2 separate regions of the Homo sapiens genome follow, and region 2 is linked to region 1. Evidence: read pairs that join two places in POLR2A ChIA-PET (ENCODE). Cell type or tissue: MCF 10A. All regions are shown on one strand.

Region 1 (5,000 bases):
GGCTGTTCAGAGTTAGGTGGAGTAAGGCGCTTTCCTCTGCATGTCACTGGTTGGGGGCGGGAGTTCAATTCCAGAGTATGAAATAGGAGGCCTGTGGCATTATTCTTTCCTGTGTTCCAGAAGGCAGATTTCCTCATCCCGCCAACCCCTTTAAAAGGCTTCAAAGTGGGGTGATTCTTTACCCTGTACACATTATACTGTGGTGGTCATTAGAGCTGTTCGCCAAATACTTCCAGTGGTACAAGAGCACTTTCCTGGTCCCCTTGTGATTGGGTGGGGCCCTGTAATTAGGGCTTACCACTGAGTGGATCCAAAATGCAAAACCAAAAAGTTAGTCAGGGTGTGAGAGGCAAAAGTACAGAAAGGAGATGATGACAACATCCAAAGGCTTGGTGGCTGTGCCACTGAGATACAAGGTCAGAAAGCTAGAAAGAGAAGATTTTTAGCTGCAGAAATAATGAGTAGGTGATAGCTTTCAGAATTGACAAATGTCCTAGAGGTATTTGGGGTCAATTACATGTCTTTCAACTTTCTCAAGGCCATGTCTAAAAACAATTTCTGATCTCTCAAGAGCAAAAGCATCTTTTCATTAGAGACTTCCCTTTTACAGTCTGTTCATATACCTTGCTCATAAGACAACAAATACAACCTGTCTGTAGTTATTTCACAGTGCCATTGAGAACCCAAACAACAACAGCTACCTGTCTGTATAGAAACAATATGCATTGTGGACATTAATCATTACCCCTCAGTGTTTACCTTTTGAGCCTGTCACGTGAAGGTTTTGTAAGATGCAATATTTCATCATTAATACTGATAATGCATGTGTACTGGGGCTCTTCAACCATATATAAATGAAATTTTATCAGCTTTTCCTCTGTAATTAATGAGATATCTAGCTACATATAAGTTTCTCTGAAATTCCATAATTTGATCATTACAAAGCCCAAACCCATCTGTTATAGTCAGCTTTGCCACAATTCAGTCTGGTCTAACACAATCTACTATAAAATCCGGTACCACATCCCCTATGTCAAACGTTTGCTGGGTATCTACCATATATCAACCACCGTGTTAAGCACTGTTTTATCAGTAATGCTACTAATAATTGCTAACATTTATTGAACACTTAAGATGTTCAGGCTCTGTTTGAACTGTTTCCATGCAGTATCTCAGTCATCACAAGATCCCCACAGACTGGTGAAACTCCTGTCTCCTTTCATAGACAAAAGGACGGAGGCTCAGAGAAGCAAAGTGATTGACCTAAGGTCACACAGTAAGTGGGAGGACAGCATAACCCCCGAGTTCATATTCCCTGCTACACCATATACAAGGATCCTAATTTCAATAAAGCATCTCCTGCCCTCAAGAGTGTTACAATACATAAGAAGTGATAAGGGCATCTAAACAAAAGCCCTATCTGACCCATATTGTAAAAAAAGTACTGGGGAAAAGGTGCTAGGAAAATTGAGAGGAGAAAGTGAACTCTTCTAATATGAGTGGTCAGGGCAGGCTTCTCACAGATGGAAGCCTTTGGGCCATTCCTTGGAAGTGAAAGTCAGGAGCGGGCATCCCTGGAGGACAGAACAGCAGAAACAAAGGTACCAATGACTGCAAGAAGGCACTGGGCACATGGAAAGACAAAAGAGGACCCCATTTGTCTGAGGGTGAGATATCTCCTAAATCGCTCGCCTTGCCTCCATCCCCTTAGGTTCAGGTCAGGCCTTCAACCTTCTTCCCATCCACATCCCTGCCTCTTACCCTCCAAAATGCCATGTGTCACCTTTTCTAAAACACAAGCAGTGTTCCTTGCCTTAAAAAATATGCCCATGAATACAGTGAAATTCCTCTGGCATGACATTTGAAGCTGACTTTACTAATCTCAGTCTTCTCACACCCCTGAGTATCCCATCTCATCTGCTCTCTAGCCAAACTAAACTGCTACCTTCCCATAGCAGATCAGCTTCTCAGACCCCTTCAAACCTTCAAAGAAGCTACTTTCTTTGTGGGGAGCCCTTTCTCCCTGTCTGCTGGTGACCCCCCTACCAACTCTTCTCTCGGCACTGTCTCAGACTGCCTGCCCACCTGCTCCGGCTCTCTCCAGCATGGCTGGCTCCCTGCTGTTAACCTGAACAAGCCCAATACATGGTCATACCAGGTCGCTGCACCTGTGCTCCCTCACCAGGAAGGCCCTTCAAACCATCAGGTATCCTATGATTTGTTTCCCCCACTGTCTGGAGATGGGGGAGGCTTCCTCTACCAGCGTATATAAAAAAGAACACCCCCCGCCACCACACACAAAAAGATACCTAGCTTTCCATTCTCTTCGTAGCAGTTATAACTTGACAAACACATACACACATTGTGTATTTGTTAACGGCCTCCCTCACCCTCTAGAACAGGGTTGGAAAACTACAACACATGGGCCAAATCTGAGTCACTGCCTAAGCATTTATTAGAACACACGTCCACTATTGTTTTACACATTGTCTGTGGCAGAGTCCAAGAGGTGCAACAGAGACCTAATGGCCCACAAAGCTCAAAATATTTATTGCCTAATCATTTACAGCAAAGGTTTGCCAACTACTGCTCAAGAATGGCTATCTCCCTCTGTCTCCTGCTGTGCTCACACTTTATCTCCAGACCATTTTGGCGCCTTACCTAGCATGCAGTAGGCACTCAGAGAACATTTGTAAATAAAAGAAAGTGACAGGGTGGGGGAGAATGAAGGGAGAAGAGCATATGAATGCAAGAGATACTGGAGGGAAAAATCAACAGGCCTGGCGACTGGGTTTAGGTGCCAGCGAAGAGAGCAGGAATTGCACAATAGGAGCTTTTCAAATGTGGCTGTGTTCCTTGGCCAAAGGATGAGATTCTAATCATCAAACCATAAACACAAGCTGTGAATCAGGGCTGGCTATCACACCACTGATGGGTTTAAAATAACAGTGTCAGGCTCCTTGACAAGGTCAGTCAAGGCCTGACAGCACTGCCCCCATAAATAAACTGGCTCCATTATTATAGGACTGAAGTATACAGTGGAGAGTCAAAGTTTTGGTAACCACAAATAACACACATAAATCTAAGTAGCTAACAATACAGTAACAAATAAATATATTTAAACAAGGAGATATATAGCTATAGATATATATATATCTATATATATATATATATATATCTATATATATATATAGATATATAGATATATATCTATATATATATATATTTTTTTTTTAGACAGAGTCTCATTCTGTTGCCCAGGCTGGAGTACAGTGGCCTGATATCGGCTCACTGCAACCTCTACCTCCTGGGTTCAAGCGATTCCCCCGCCTCAGCCTCCTGAGTACCTGGGATTACAGGCACACGTCACCATGCCCAGTTAATGTTTTTGTATTTTTAGTAGAGAGGCGGTTTCACCATGTTGGCCAGGCTGGTCTCCAACTCCTGACCTCAAGTAATCCACCTGCCTTCGCCTCCCAAAGTACTAGGATTATAGGCGTGAGCCACCACGCTTGGCCAAGCTTATAAATTTCAAATGCATAAATATTTAAGCAAATAATAACTTCAGACCTCATGGAAGAGACCTTTTAATTATTAATAAATATCACTCTCTGGGCTCACAGATGAGAAAACCAGGGCCTAGACTAGTTAATCACTCACGTCATGTCACCCAGTTGGTTAATAAGAGAAAGTTGGAACAGAGAACCAGAACTCCCGATTAGGGCCCCATGTGGTTCCCTCATATCCAATGCTCACAGCAGCATGAGAAAAGTCACGGAGGAGAGCCCATCGACCCCGCCCTTTCAACAAAGTGTTAAGGTCAGAGTCAAGTCTGCAAAAGATTGAGGGAGTGACGGAAGGAAAGGAAGATCTACCCAATTAGGAACCCCAGTGAAGATTTCTGGCTCTTATCCAACTTGACCTCTCTGTAGCACAGTGGTTCTTAAAACTTTAGGATGCATCAGAGTCAACCGATGGCCTTGTTGAAACAGACTGCTAGGCTCCACCCCCGGAGCTCCTAATTCAGCTGATCTGGAGTGGGGCCCCAAAATGCACGTTTAACAAGATCCCAGAGGATGCTGATGCTGCAGGTCCAGAGAACACATTTTGGGAACCACTGCTGTAGCATTTAACCATGACCCCTGCTTTGGCTTTTATCACACTTCTTATCTGCCTCTCTGGCCAACAGTTTGAGAAGGGTGGGAAGTCTTACTTAGATTACTTCCTTCAATAAGGAAATATTTTCTAGTTCTCATATAAAGACTAAATAGCAATAAAAACAGATCCCTGCTCTGTAGAACATCAATTTTTAAATGGATGTATAATAGCATATTAAGGTATTATTTTTACCTTTTATATTCGCTAGTTCTGATGTAACTACATGTACGTTTCTGCCAATTTTCTTTCGGTGATATGAATTTTGTTTATAAATGATCCATTTAAAAAGGACGTATATTGTTGCTCCTATGTCTACTCCCTGGATAGAGATTCAATTTCGACAGCAAGCCCAAAACATTCACTCAGCCCTATTGTAAACATAAATATATTTCATACATAAGTATCCATTTACATATACCCTTCGACCTTTCCACCTACTGTTCACAATGCAGGGATTTTTCTTTCCCTCTATCAAACAGCCACATGGCTTAGTCCCTTACTTCATTCAGATTTCTGCTCAAATGTTACCTTCTCTGGAAGGTCCTCTGCAAGCACCACTCCATAATAGCAATCCTCCCCACACGCCATCTCTCCTATCCCCATCACCTACTTTGTTTTTCTTTACGTTTATTGTATATTAATGTTTTCACTGTTTAATTGGTCTCCTTCCCATGAGAATGAAAGCTTCATGGGAACAGGGACTTTTCAGTTCATTGCTCTGTCCCCTGAGCCTGGTATGCAGGACACTCAAATTTTAATTAAATTGTTGAATGAATGCTTATCAACTTCCAAAAATCCCACATATAACTGTGTTTGATTATAATGCCTTAACCTTCCTAAAA
Region 2 (5,000 bases), 81 kb before region 1:
CGGAATTCATGACCTCTCATCAGCAAACCCCCTCACTCCTCAGTCTGTTCTCTCATATGTCCTTCACCTTGCTGCACTAGGAGACCCCTGGCTCTCTCTGAAGACCCTGTTTCCACTGTAGCCCTCGAGGGATGGCTGTGTCTTCTGTCTCCACTGTTCTTCCATCTCTGAACCTAAAAGTGGGAAGGATCCTTCCTGCTCCACATTGCTGCTTTCAGACCGTTCTCTTTCCTTCCCCCTAAAACTCCCAGCTTTGGATCTCATCAGTTGATGAAATTCTGCAGTCTTTCACGGTGGGTGTCATCCTGAAAGTCACCCTCCTCATATGTTGATGCTGGCACAGTACCTGCCAGCTATATTTCTGTTTATTTCCCTTGTGCCAAAACTCCTCCAAAGAGTTGTCCACACTCACCATCTCCAAATCTCCAATTCTTATCTTCCTGTTACCTCTCTTATGGGTTTTTCTTAATGAATATGCATCAATTTATTTGTTCATTCCCCCGTTAATGGAATTCTGGGTTAATTTCTTTTTCTGACTTTTACGTAAGTGCTGCACAGAACACCTCTCTAGGGTACACATACTTAACAGGGGAACTGCTGGGTTGAAGCTCACTCTTCCAATCTACTGAAACTCACCTTGTCAATGATCTCCTACATTCCTAAATTCAGTGGCCCATTCTCAGCCTTTACCCTGTATGACATATCAGCATCATCTGACACATGCTTAATACATGACTTTTACTTGGCATTCAGCATAATTACTGTTCCTTCTATCTCACTGGATGATTCTTTTCAGCCTCCTTTGCTGGTTCTCTCTCTTCTTTTCTCATTTATACTCATTCTCCTAGTGATTTCAGGTAGTCTCGTGGCTTCAAAAAGTAGCAGATGCCAATTTTATATATTCAAATTTATATATTCTGCTCAGACGTTGGTACTAAACTCCAGGCTCACATAGCTCACTTCTTATTTAATATCTCCCCTTAGATGTCTAAAGGACATCTCAAATTCAACATGTTCAAAACGGGACTCCTGATCTTCCTCCTCAAGTCTGCTCTATCCATAGCCTTCCCCACCTCACCTGATGATAGCTCTATACTTATACCTCCTGCTTCTCAGGCCAAACTCGTTTAAGTGACCAGGACTCCTCTCTCTCATATCTGCCCACATTCAGGAAACCCTGGTGGTAAAATCCATAATCCAACAGCTTCTCCGCACTTTGTTGTCACCCTGATCCACTGAGATAGAGACACTATCATCTCTTGCCTGGATTTTGAAATAAGCTTAAGTTGTTGAATGAGTAAACAAGTAACAGCCTTAGTTCTCAAGGTATTCAGTGAAAATCAACCATCTGATAATAAACTTTAAAAAATTTCAGCACCTAGTAAAAAACACGTATTCCTAAAACCAAGAACTAACACATAGTGATAAAACAGTAGTGATATTTTCATTAAAACAGAAAGCCAATCAAGGATGCCTTATACTGCTATAACACTTAGTACTCTTCTAGAAGTTCGGACTAATACTACAAATGTGAAATTTACACAGTAGGATTGAAGGAATAAATTATTTTCATTTGCAAGTGATATACCTATAAAAATTTATGAGAATCAAATTAAGAACTCAGCTGGAATACAAGAATTCGGCAAAACGACTAGATATGAGATAAATAAAATTCCACAGCTTTCAATTCTCCTATCAAAAACCAGTTAGAAGAGATAATAGAAAGAAAAGATTGCATCCACAATAGCAAGAAAAAAAGTAAAACACATAAAAAGAAAACTTATCAAACACCATGCAGGAACCTATGAATAAAATTAGCAAAAAAGGGAAAATTCTTATGATACAATATAAAATACAAAAGCATGTACAAAACCACATAGGGGATAATCTACATGTATGTATAAATATATATACATTCACACTGATAGGGTGAAATCTAGAAGCAACTGTATCAAAATATTAATATTCATGACCTCTGAGTTTTAGGATAATGAATAATTTTAATTTTCTTCTTTGCAGGGTATTTTCTGGATTTTCTACAGTGAACATGTACGATCTTTATACTAAAAGTTTAGTTTTTTGTAAAAAATTATGTAAACAACAGTACTTATTTGGAAGTTTAATGCATGAAAGCATCTCTGAATTTGGCCTAAATGCAATGACCATACTAAGTCTTTCTGACCAGACCAGCAAACCAGCAGAATAAGCATTTCAACCATTCTTCATGCTGAATGTGATTACTGTTCCAAGTGATGGGTTTTAAGGGGCTTTTAAATTCAATTTGTGAGTACAGTTAGGCCTCCATAATAATCAACCTAATTCAACCATTATGTAAATCACTGCCTCACAGAGAGGTACCCTGGTGGAGAAAGAGAAAAGACCACAAGCAAGAATACTTAGGAAACAGAATGCTTTGACTAAATGAATGTGATACTTAACAGCAATAAAAAAAAACCTTTAATTCAAGCCTCTGAGTTATATGACCTGCTTTGTCACCTTCTTAAAGATCACTGACATTGAGCTTAATGACCTAGAAGTGTGCAGTGCCTTGGGCCTCCCCAGACATCCATTTCATCTCAAAGCTGAGGAAGGAATGAGGTGGGGGTGGGAGACACCTAAGCCGAGTACACAGGAAACAGGGTCATTCGATGGAGACTGTCATTTGAAAAATAACATGATGATATCAATTTTGTTGCTGTTGTTTTTGCCTAATCATGAAGTCCAAGAAGATGAAAGTTCAGCTTAGCTGGGACTTTGCCAAATATTTATCCTGAGACAGTAGTAGACATATATTTTAAGGCACTGTAATAATAACATGAAAGTCATTCACCAGAGGACCTCACTCACAAAAATAACTTATAAGGAAAGAATACTCTGAATAATAGTAATGCTTCCATAAGTCTTTTGATTATCATATTCTGCTAAAAAAACTTGAAACATTACTTTCAAATATATCTAACAGATCTTACTCCTTGCATTATTATTATTTAGATGAATTATTATTCATGTGAACCTAATGGCAACATAGGGAGAAACTACAAAACCCTCCTAATTAGCTACTCTACTTTTTGCATGATTTTAATTCAGTCTTATATTATAATGCACATCTTTTAAAATTGAGATGTCTAATCAGGAGCTGAAGAACACATTGGATTTCCTCCAAACTAAACCATAAGAACAACTATATGGCTTCTGTACTATCATTTCTTTAAAAATCTGGAATTCCCCTTCCTTACAAGTTGTTAAAACTCATTTCAAAATCCAGTTTTAATTGTATCAGTAAATGGCAGCATGCCATATAGTTCAGGATGAGATAATGTTTTTTTCCTATTAGGAGAACAAAGAGTAGCATCAGGTTTTCTGATGTGGCAGCACACAGTGTCTCAGTGCATCAGCTCATTGATCATTCAACAGATACTTATGAAGTACCTACTACATGTGAGGCACTCTGCCAAATACCATACCCCAAATGTAGCTGCAGCTCTCCTATTCCTGTGTCTCAGTGTGTGCATGCATAAGCACCAATTTACTTTTCTTTAATCAAGAAAATCAATTCAACTCCACTTAGTTTTTGTTCTGCACAAAGTTAGTATCAAAAAGACAGAAGAGTAGATTCTCCTATATCGTGTTTTCACTCATGTATCCCATAAATATGGATTAAACATCTTATTTTCACTCATGTATCCCATAATATGTGGTTTACACTAGTAGCACTTCAATGAAGCATTATTTTCACAGGTAGATCAAAAGGAAGCTTTCACATCCTTGCCTTCTTTCGACCATTTTTCTCAAAGACACACATCAAGGCATGAAAGCACATCCAGGCACTGACAAGTTCTGTGCCCATTACCCAAATACTCCCAGAGGACATTGCCAAGTTGCAAAGCAAAGGCCGGCATTTTTACATTCTCCCTTGAAAGCATCCAGAATTTCCATCTGGTTTGTCTATCACACTCAATGAGGAAAAGAGCAGAAGTAAGACTCCCAAAAGGTTGTTTAATTTACATTAGAGCAAAATTAGAATGCATTTTGGCAGTCCTGAATGCAGGCTATACCCTTCTGATTATAACTCCTACCTTCTACCCTCACAGAGAGTACTGGAAAGCAAATTGCACTAACAACAATGATCACCTCCTATTCTCTCCTCTGCCTTAGAAAGGTTTTGCTTTCCTTTGCTAAATCTAAAATGCCCATTTCTCCATTACCCTCTCACTCATTTCTATTCACTTCCCTTTCCTTCCTTGAGAAGTTGTGCATGTGAGTTAATTAACCTGGTTCCATGTGGAAGCAGCTGAAGAAAACATTTCTTCACAATGTCTTTTAAGCTACAAATGAACACACAAGACACCCCTCTTCTAATTTAAGCTAAGGGCTTGGAAACTTACATCTTTTCCCAGTACTCTGAGTTCAAATTGAGTCTCCTTGAAGTGAACCTTTGTAATCCGAGGCCTAAAAAACAAAGCAGATGGTGTTGCTGCTGTTTTTAAGTATTAACCTTTCAGAAAATCAGGGAAGTATCCAGTGGAAAAAGACTGGTGAATACTGGCTCCTTTATATACTGCTCCATACCCAGTACATACAGCGACAGAGAGATTTCCCCATACACTCTAATGAAAACTCCATTCTCATTGTCCTATGCTTCTCCACTAAATGCACAATGACCTTAGAATCCCTAGATTGTGGCAGTGCTGCCTTCCCAAACACAGTGCAGAGCCATGGGCTTCCCAATCTCTCCAACTCATCCCCATTTGGAGCTAAAAGTCAGAATAGTCCTGGATCCACAGCCCACCAGCACATACTGAAATGGGTGAGAAATCCTACTACACACAGCTCCCAGGGAAAAGAGAGTCTAGAATCACAGTGTCTGAAATTTACAGAGAAAACATATGCTGAGGTGCAACAGGAGAAAACTCACACCCAATTTCACTCATTTATTTATCACCCACTGGAAATATACCTGTTTTCTTTTCCCCAACTCTTTCACTGACACAGGAGTCCCA

The links. Peaks named below come from ENCODE experiments on the same cell type or tissue, not always from the same donor. Only the 100,000 strongest peaks of a DNase experiment are listed, where the experiment ranks them.
Region 2: POLR2A ChIA-PET joins it to region 1 with 7 read pairs; 2 of 35 experiments call an interaction of 5 or more read pairs at or near these places.

The regions. Positions count from the first base shown.
Region 1 is chr5:112,336,318-112,341,317 of GRCh38, forward strand. The region is part of intron 1 of EPB41L4A (erythrocyte membrane protein band 4.1 like 4A); the gene reads right to left. Among named protein-coding and RNA genes, the nearest start is that of EPB41L4A, 80 kb to the right of the region's middle. RefSeq lists a silencer at 2,741-2,941. In MCF 10A, no CTCF peak of the experiment used is centred here; DNase peaks (open chromatin) are centred at 2,474 and 2,824.
Region 2 is chr5:112,254,844-112,259,843 of GRCh38, forward strand. EPB41L4A (erythrocyte membrane protein band 4.1 like 4A) reads right to left here. Exons shown (of 23, transcript NM_022140.5): 9 at 4,386-4,449. LOC101927023 (a long non-coding RNA gene) reads left to right here. Exons shown (of 4, transcript NR_110559.1): 4 at 2,020-2,466. Among named protein-coding and RNA genes, the nearest start is that of SNORA13, 96 kb to the left of the region's middle. In MCF 10A, no CTCF peak of the experiment used is centred here; no DNase peak of the experiment used is centred here.